Regions from separate parts of the Homo sapiens genome. Here region 1 is linked to region 2. Evidence: chromatin loops called from intact Hi-C (ENCODE). Cell type or tissue: GM12878. All regions are shown on one strand. Links, peaks and the distances in the headings refer to the core of each region. The heading gives the core; the rest is flanking DNA.

Region 1 (4,624 bases), core at 13-4,012, 63 kb before region 2:
CAGGAGGCAAAACAACCTTTTTGACACTGAGAGTGTTAAAAGACCCTCAGTGGACCCCGACAAGAGTGGAGCCCACTGGGCCACGGGTAACATGAGGTGGGGGCTGCCTTCCTGGACGATCAGCTGTGGCCTAGCTGGGATCTGCACTGCCATCAATGTGCTGAGGACTGGAGGTCCCACAGCTAGCCAGGCGTGGAACAGGATTTGAACCCAAGTCTCTCTGCAAAGCTCACACTCTTATACTTACAGGATGGCAGCTCTCGCCCACTTTACTAAGTAGCCACAATGCAGTGTGCAATGTTATCAAATAGTTGCAGCAGAAAGGGATGTGGAATGCAGAGGAGAAAGGCATGAGCTTTGTCAGGGAACTGGGACTGGGGGAAAGAGATAGTGGGTATCTGCAAGTCCCTGTTTGTCCATATAGCTGTACTGCTGGCTGCTGCTTCCTGGTGTCATTTAGAAAAATTCCCAAAGAAGAACTTAGCACTTACCCGGGCCTGATGCTTGAGGTCTGGAGTCCTTAAGGTGTGTGTGTAAGTACTTATTTCCTTGAAACCTTGAGACCCTCAAGAGAGGGGGACTAAAAACAGTGGAGGAAGAAAAGAACAGTGGCCAAGGGAGTCGTGGGTGAAGTTTGCTGGGCCCTTGGCAATGCTAAAACCAGGTAAGAACCAGGGTGTGGATTTCTGCTCCAGGGAGCACCTTTCACAGCAGTTCATCCATTGCTTACTTTCATGGGGATATGTGTGTTGTAAAAGGTCTTCAATGATTGATTGTGCAAACATATAACATTTCCACAATATACTAGGTGAAGACCTTTTTGCAGAGTGCCGTCAATAAGTGCCTCATGAATAGCCATTCATAGCCTGACCTGCTTAATAATGTAAAAGAGTATAAAATTCCAGGTAACTAAAAAAATATTTTTGATGCATTCTCAAAATTGGGTCTTGCCATAGAGGAGCATAGGACATACCTCCATTTATTCAAGACTTCTTTTATTTCCTTTGATAAATTAGCAAATTTCTTTGTTTAAATCCTACAAATTCTTGAGGTACATTCATATATATTCACACAGGCACACAATTATACCTACATATACATACACGTGTAAATTTTGCTGTTCTTTTGGATAGGATATACAATAAAGCTACTGAGTCTTATAAAATTATTTTGCTAGGCAGCTTATTAAATTCTTTTCTGTTTTATTTGACCATGTTCTCTAGGTGGATCACCTACAAATCCTACATTTTAAATAATTTTCAAGGTTTACAGCTCCTATTCCTTTTTAAAATCCATTACATTTAGTTAAAACCTCCAGAATATGTTAAATATTGACAGTGATTGTGGCCATCCTTGTCTTATTTCAAAATTGAATTGAGATTTTTCTAGTGTCTCACTATCAAGGTTGCTGTTAGTTTCTCATAAATTTTCTTTATCATGCTGATGAAATTGTAAAATTGCTGTAAGTCTTTCCCAGGAAAGGATATTTAAAATTATCAAGTATCTGGCCAGGCACAGTGGCTCATGCCTGTAATTCCAGCACTTTGGGAGGCCGAGGCAGGCGGATCACTTGAGGTCAGGAATTCAAGACGAGCCTGGCCAAGAAGGCAAAACCCTGTTTCTACTAAAATTACAAAAATTAGCCATGCGTGTTGGTGCATGCCTGTAATCCCAGCTACTTGGGAGGCTGAGGCAGGAGAATCACTTGAACCCAGGTAGTGGAGGTTGCAGTGAGCCAAGATCGTGTCACTGTGCTCCAGCCTGGGCAATAGAGCAAGCCTCCATCTCAACAACAACAACGAAAATTGTCAAGTATCTTTTTGGCATTTACTGGTTGTGTTCATCATAATTGCCTTTTGTTGCTGGAGGAAACTGAGATGTTTGTTCTGCAGTAGCTCCTGCTTTCTATGTTCAGTTCGTTGCTTCCTTGTGGTCTCGTAGTGTCCTTTAACTCAGTCTTTTATTGCCTGTATTCTTTTTATTTTCTTTTTCTTTTCTTTTCTTTTTTTTTTTTTTAAGATGGAGTCTCGCTCTGTCACCCAGGTTGGAGTGCAGTGGCACAATCTTGGCTCACTACAACCACTGCCTCCCAGGTTCAAGTGGTTCTCGTGCCTCAGCCTCCCAAGTAGCTGGGATTACAGACGTGCACCACCACAACTGGCTAATTTTTGTATTTTTAGTAGAGACGGGGTTTCACCATATTGGCTAGGCTGGTCTCGAACTTCATGTGATCCGCCTGCCTTGGCCTCCCAAAGTGCTGGGATTACAGGTGTGAACCACCGTGCCCAGCCATTGCCTGCATTTTCTATGCACTGCTGGTTACTTCTAGAGGCTTGGCTGCATTCAGGCTCAGCTACTCGGGGAAGAGGACTTCCTAGGTGGCGCTGCTTTCTTCCTGCTGCATCGTGTTGGGAGTCCCTCTCATGCCTGGCTGTGCCATATTTAGCAAGATTACGGCTGATCTGAGGGCTCAGGTATCGTCAGTCAGCAGCACGTTTCATCATAGGGTTCCCCATTAACCTTCCACCTCATGGTTTTAGCATCTATTAACAATTGTCTCCATCTATTATTTTAATAGGGGTTGCAAAATGGTGACTTAAAAAATAACTATGATTGTTTTTTCCACTTAGTAGCTGAATTTTCCTATAAAGAGAAACTCGGGTCACCTTGAATTATAATTTGTACAGGAAAGGCAGAGCAAATGCTTGATTCTTTCTTTCCTTACCCTTTGTTAGAACAGCAAGTTAGTGCCTTGGTGACCTTAGAAAAAAAGAGGAAGGAGGTAGCTGATGCGATGCTGCAACTAGGGATGTGATGACTTTTGCTGTTTCCTGCTTCTGTCAGCAACTGGTAAGGTTGAAGAGTGTCTTTGCTTTAAGTTGTTCAAAAAGCCTTTTGCAAGGGTCATGAAAAAATGTTGGAGAGAGGGCTCTTGTTGATCTCTGAGTGGTAATCTTCATTCTATCTCACTGCTTTCCCTCTTTACGTCCATTTGTTCTGCTGGTTAGAACATTTAGGACATCTGTTCTCTGGAGGGATAGGGCAATTTAATTTGTCTCAGGTTATTTTTATTGTTTGTTTTGTAATTTATTATCGATCATGTGATATTTCAACATTTCCCCTGTTTGCTGAGTAAAATTCTGTAGTTACCATGTTGGGGGAACAATGTTGCATCCTTGGGGCCAAGATACTGGGATGCCTGTGTTTCTTTGGAAATGATTCAAAGCTAAGTCTTGGGTTCTTTGTATTTATTACCATATTTCGAGAGCCTCCAAGAGGAAGCTAAATAAACCAGAGAGGATAAACCTCTACAGAGAAACAACAAAAGGTATCTCCATTGTGCCTCCCTTAAAAATAGCAATAGCTAAATAATAAAAATAAAAAACAAAATAGCAATAGCTTTATTATGGGTGATAAGGAGAAGGATGTGTGTGTGTGTGTGTGTGTGTGTGTGTGTGTGTGTGTGTTTGCCTGTGAACACTGAATTAGGGAGTGACCATGAAAAACTAATTTGGGAAAACCCCCCAGCCTGTATCAATCTGCATTTTGTGAGTCAGGGAGTAAGCAAAAGATACTTTCAAGCTAGGTCCCTGTAGGTATGAGCAGCAGCTACTGTCACGATAGATAGGATTTGCATTCACCCTATTGTGAACCACGTGGGTAGACGGTGACTGTTTCAGCCGATGTGTGAGGTTCACTTCAGGGCCCACTGAATAATTTTGAGGAAGAGTTTTGACTCAAAAGAAAACTTGTCTTTGGGTGTGTCCTGCAAAAATCAGTGGGTGTTTTGGGTCAAGACTGTTTTTGTCTTTTTCCTTGAGAAAATCGAAAATTGAGGCAAAAAAGCAGCCCCAACGATGGCAGATTGGAAACAAGATGGAATTGGGATTGTGATCACAATATGGAAACCTTACAGATGGAAGTCATTGCATGGCTTCGTCCTATTCTACAAGTGCTGACTGAGCACCTGGCATGGTCAAGGGCCCTGTGCAAGGATCTGATAGAGCAGGGATAAGAGACTTTACCTGGGCCTGGAAGTGCCTGTCAGGCTCTAGTAAAAAATGCAGCGAGTGAATAGGCATAATAGGATGTGGCAAGTATTTCAGTGAGGACATATTTGGGGTTCTCAGGAAACTCACAGGACAGATGTGGGCCCCAGGGAGAGTATAAGATACATTGGAGCTGAGACCTGCTGGATGGGAGAGGGATAAGAGGTGAGGAAACTCCACGTGCAAAGGCCCTGCCCCATTAGAGCATTGTCCTCAAATTACACAATGTAAGTTGGATGAGCAATAAAGGCTAGGAGTGAGCAGAAGACTTATAAGACATAACACTGGGAAAATGGCAGTCATCAATGACGCAGGCCTTGCAAGTCAGTAAGACATTTGGATATTCTCTTGGGGACAGTGAGGCATTGAAGGGAGTGACGAGAGTCAGGCAGGTGTTTGAGAAGGCTACTCTGGCTACCTCTGGCCCACAATAAGTCTTAGTAAACACTTGTGTCTTGAGAGGCAGTATTGCACTTTCTTCTCCCTTGCTTTCGTATATGCGGTGGTCCAGCAGAAGAGACCAGTCCTGTACCTGCGATGCATAATTAAATGTGCAGGGTAGGGCAGCCCCATGA
Region 2 (5,112 bases), core at 668-4,667:
TCCTTCTTTATGTTCCTAACTTCTTATCCTTTAGCTCCCATTTGAAAGTGAGAACATGTGGTATTTGGTTTTCAATTCCTGCATTAGTTTACTGAGGATAATAGCCTCCAGCTGCATCCATGTTCCCACAAAACATATGATCTCATTCTTTTTTATGGCTGCATAGTATTCCATGATGAATATGTAACACATTTTCTTTATCCCATCTGTCACTGATGGACGTTTAGGTTGATTTCATGTCTTTGCTATTGTGATTAGTGCTGCAGTGAACATTCATGTACATATGTGTCTTTATAGTGGGATGATTTATATTCCTCTGGGTATATGCCCAGGAATGGGATTGCTGGGTCAAATGGTAGTTCTGCTTTTATCTCTTTGAGGAATTGCCATACTGCTTTCCACAATGGTTGAATTAATTTACACTCCCACCAACAGTGTATAAGTGTTCCCTTTTCTCTGCAACCTCACCAGCATCTGTAATGTTTTGCCTTTTTAGTAATAGCCATTCTGACTGGTATGAGATGGTGTCTCATTGTCATTTTGGTTTGCCTTTCTGTAATGATGAGTGATATTGAGCTTTTTGTCATATGCTTGTTGGCCACGTATATGTCTTCTTTTGAGAAGTGTCTGTTTGTGTCCTTTACCCACTTTTTAATGGGGTCGTTTTCCTCTTGTAAATTTGCTTAACTTCCTTATAGATGCTGGATATTAGACCTTTGTCAGATGCATAGTTTGCAAATATTTCCTCCCATTCTTTAGGTTGGCAAATTTTTTATCCAAAAAATATTGATTGACTTCTCTACTTTATGCCAAGCATGGTTCTAGGTGCTAAGTACAGAGCAGTGTAAAATGGTCTAGCTATACAGAGGCTTGGGTTTACGAAGCTGACAGTAAAATGACTCAGGGTTTTGTGAAGTGGGTGAAGGATTTTGCAGAGCTGCTCAAACTGCATATGCAGAACTGTTGACCAGTGAGGATGGTGAGGAGGACAGGTCAGTAGCCAGGGAGGCGCTAGTGGGCAGGGGCAGTGGCATGATGTGAAGATGTACCCAGCAATGTTTGGGGTACCCAGGACATGAGCAGTGGTTGGAAAAGTGATGAAGCACTGAAATAATTTCCAAGGATGATTTGTGGTCAAGCCAGAGAAGCCACATACAAAATAGAGAATATTTAATCATGATATCCTGCAATAAAAATCATGGGAAAACAACACAGTCTATTCAATGTTTATTCTAAGTATTAATACGTAGCTACATATAAGTATAAGCTGGTTTTCATTATTTGTATTTGTTTTATTGAAATCAAATTTTTTTCTTCCCAATTAACTACGACATTTTGGTCTGTTTCACGTGAATCCACTTTCCAATTCCAAGTTCATCAGGATCCCACGGTTCTCTTGTTTGTGTGGGCTCTTTCTGGCAGTTCTTTTCAAGGTCATTTTGAGCTGCCTTCCACTGAGCTTTGCAGGAAGAGCCTGTGGTCTGAGAAGCCACAAGCAATATCTGAGGCAAGGCAGGTTTGGCCGACCTCGTAATAGGTCTTGATTTTCATCTAACACCAATCAGTTACTCTGTTTGTCAGGAAAGGTTAATCAGGGGCTACTCTGAGCTTCTGAACCACCTGGCTCTAGGGTTGGGAACCACTTCTTTCACCTCCAGGCTGAGTCTATTGAGAGGCGGGTCTAGGTCCTCACATGGAGCCTCTGCTGTAACCTCCCTGCACTTTGCTCCCCAAAGACAGCTGCATCCCCTCTAGGATTTTCCCCATTGCTTCCTGCATTGTCCTTTGTGAAAATGCAGACACGGCTATGAGTAGACCCCTGTTTCTACCTGAGTCGGCAGGTTCACGGGGGCCTGACAGCATGGTTTTGGTTAGATAGGCAGACAAAGGAAACTCCTGAGATTGGACGGGGCGGCATCCAGAGAGAAGAAGAAGAAAAACACAAAACAGTTGTGCGTGTGAGCACTGAGGACACGCATTCACGCTGCCTCTTACTTCCCAGGGACCAGAAGGGCTCACATGAAAGTCGATTTCTCCTCCTTTTTTTCATTTCTTTTATGTTCTTTCATTTCTCCACATGGTGTGCTAGCATCTGATTTTATGTTGTCACGCATTTCCTTCTTTTCTCACGTCTTCCTTTCCCTGTTTTAATTTTTATTTTAATTTTCCTTTTGTTTCTTTTAAGCTTTTATTTCCTTTTTTCCCTTTTTTAATGAATTTTCTTCCTTTGCTTTTCTTTCTTCCCCTTTTCTTGTGTTGCTTTATTACTTAGAGACGAAATGTTTTCCGGGTGTGTGTTATGTGGGTAAAGTGCTACCTTTGGTAAACGGTTGTACAGAGGAGAAAGCTGGAGTGCTGTGGTTTTCTTTTTACAACATTTTGACACATGGAACCGCATGCTGAAGATGAGAAGCTAGTTTTTGGTGCGGCTGAAACTATCGTAGCCATGATATTCTAGTTCAATAGATGGCAAATCTTACTGCACTTTAGACTTGCTTTCATTCTCTCTTTCGAAATGTGACATCTCTTTTGTTTCTCTGTCTCCTTTCCTTCCTTTTTTCTTCCTCCCTCCTTTTTTCTTTTTCTCTCTTCTTTTTCTCCTTCCCTCCTTCCTTTCTCTCTTTCTCTATTTCTTTTTTCTTTTGTTTGTATGCCAAGACAATGGCTCCTGGGCCAGTCCTGAGTGAAACTGTCACATAGTTGAAGTGACAGATGACTTCCCACTTTTTGCATTTCTCCCTTAGTGCCAGAGAGTTTTGTGACATCATTACTGCCCAGGCCTCACTCTACTGAAATAGCAGGTCAGGATTTGTTGGCATTAGTGATGCCATCAGAAGAAAGAAGGTGTTCATCACTAATAAATAGATCCACTTGTTACCTTGCTGGGTTATCTTAATTTTAAGAAAGAGTTACCACAGTTTATTCTTTAGATCGGGTTCCCAAACTTTTTGGTCTCAAGACCCCTTTATGCTATTTTAAAAATTACTGAAGGCCCTCAGGGAGTGTTTGTTTATGTACGCTATATCTGTCATGTTTACTGTATTAGAAATCAATATTGAGCAAAATTTAAAACACAAGAATTTTCAAGCATGCATACCACTAGCTGGCAGAGCCTCTGGAAATATCTACTGTATACCTGTGAGAGAACTGGAGTGAAGAGGGGGAATTTCCTCTCAATATCACTAGGAAAATAGATTTGAACTGGCATATCCCCTAAAGGGACACAGAGATGCCCAGGGCCCCCAAACACACTCTAAGGACCATGGACTTAGATATTTAGTGACAATTACTGAGTACTTTATGGTAGGAATTCCAGAAATGGTGTGAGGAAGGTGGGAGAATACTGGACTTTCATGGTATCAAGAATTGATACCACATGTGGGGCCCTACTCTACCCATGTGTAAGACAACCCTGTATATCTGAAGAATGAGATCATGTGTATATTCAGTGAGAATGATTTGGTATCTTTTTCATAACTGTCAGAATCTTAGCCAGAATGATTATAACCTGAACATTTGATACTGTAGGTCAGTGTCAGAGACACCAGCCCAGCATTATTGCCTAACAGTCTCTTTGTAAAATTCAGCCTCTTGATATGATACCAAGAAAAGCACCAGGGGTTTTGGCTGTGTTTCTCACTACATGGTTAACCAAGTAACACTTATGGAACTATGTGTGAACAATCATATCCTCTTTTCTATTTATCTCCCGGACTTAAAAACAAAAAACAAAAAACAAAAAAAACCCTTTCTCTTACAAGAATGTGTCATTCACAACTGGGTGCGGTGGCTCATGCCTGTAATCCCAGCACTTTGGGAGGCCGAGGTGGGCGGATCACAAGGTCAGGAGATTGAGACCATCCTGGCTAACACGGTGAAAGCCCGTCTCTACTAAAAATACAAAAAATTAGCCGGGCGCGGTGGCGGGCGCCTATAGTCCCAGCTACTCAGGAGGCTGAGGCAGGAGAATGGCGTGAACCTGGGAGGTGGAGGTTGCATTGAGCCGAGATCACACCACTGCACTCTAGTCTGGGTGACAGAGCAAGACTCCGTCTCAGGAAAAAAAAAAAAAAAGTAGTATAAAGAGGTCATTCACAACGGAAGAACTGTGTTAGGTAACATCACCAATTATTTTTATGATTAAGTATCTTCCAGTTGGGTGTCCCAAAATTTGACAACCTGTATCTAATCATTTGCTTCTTCTTTTCAGATAGTTTTGAGGCAGCTGTGCCATCAAATAGCCACATTGTTTCGGAACCTGGAAAGAATGTCACACTCACTTGTCAGCCTCAGATGACGTGGCCTGTGCAGGCAGTGAGGTGGGAAAAGATCCAGCCCCGTCAGATCGACCTCTTAACTTACTGCAACTTGGTCCATGGCAGAAATTTCACCTCCAAGTTCCCAAGACAAATAGTGAGCAACTGCAGCCACGGAAGGTGGAGCGTCATCGTCATCCCCGATGTCACAGTCTCAGACTCGGGGCTTTACCGCTGCTACTTGCAGGCCAGCGCAGGAGAAAACGAAACCTTCGTGATGAGATTGACTGTAGCCGAGGGTGAGTGAGCACCAGACATCTTCTGGTATCAAACATGGAAAAAGCCAGCCCCGTGGGCTGGTCTCTGTTTTTATTTATGGTAAACATGTTCATTTAATGCGCATATTCAGCATTTTTTTAAATGGCTGAATTTAGGTGAGTTGGCCATTATTCTAGTATTGAGGGTTTCTTTATCTTGTGAATCCATCAATCAGATACAGCAATAAAAATCTTTCCAATTTTCTTATCTGCCACCATCCTGAAGCTTAAAAAAGAAATTCGTAAAGGGCTGAAAAACATATGGTATTACCAGCCTTCAGGTTTCAGCTGTAGAACTCCTATCTTCCCAATTACATGAATATTTTTGATGGTGGTGATAAGGTGTTAGAATCCCCACATACCCCAGCAATACAAGACAGTGCTAGGTTGATATGGCTGAAGCAGGGCTGCGTTGAGTGCATTTCAGCAGGTGTTTGAGAATGCGGTTGCCAGTTTGCCAGACAGGAGCCTTTTTTTCTCTCAGTCTTTTTCAGATGTGGATGCAGAAACAGACTGATGTTGCATCTTAATATTACTAG

The links. Hi-C counts contacts between places; a loop is a spot of excess contacts. Peaks named below come from ENCODE experiments on the same cell type or tissue, not always from the same donor. Only the 100,000 strongest peaks of a DNase experiment are listed, where the experiment ranks them.
Region 1: a loop joins it to region 2, with 3 times the contacts of the local background. A loop is called at or near these places in 10 of 110 quality-filtered maps.

What each region holds. Positions count from the first base shown.
Region 1 is chr18:69,957,632-69,962,255 of GRCh38, reverse strand. It overlaps a transcript of CD226 not described here. Among named protein-coding and RNA genes, the nearest start is that of CD226, 12 kb to the right of the region's middle. In GM12878, for the core only: a CTCF peak has its summit at 2,388; no DNase peak of the experiment used is centred there; H3K4me3 peaks cover 807 bases; H3K27ac peaks cover 1,814 bases.
Region 2 is chr18:69,895,144-69,900,255 of GRCh38, reverse strand. It overlaps CD226 (CD226 molecule), which reads left to right. Exons shown (of 6, transcript NM_001303618.2): 3 at 4,211-4,555. Among named protein-coding and RNA genes, the nearest start is that of CD226, 50 kb to the left of the region's middle. In GM12878, for the core only: no CTCF peak of the experiment used is centred there; DNase peaks (open chromatin) are centred at 1,485, 2,395 and 3,635; H3K4me3 peaks cover 1,432 bases; H3K27ac peaks cover 2,223 bases.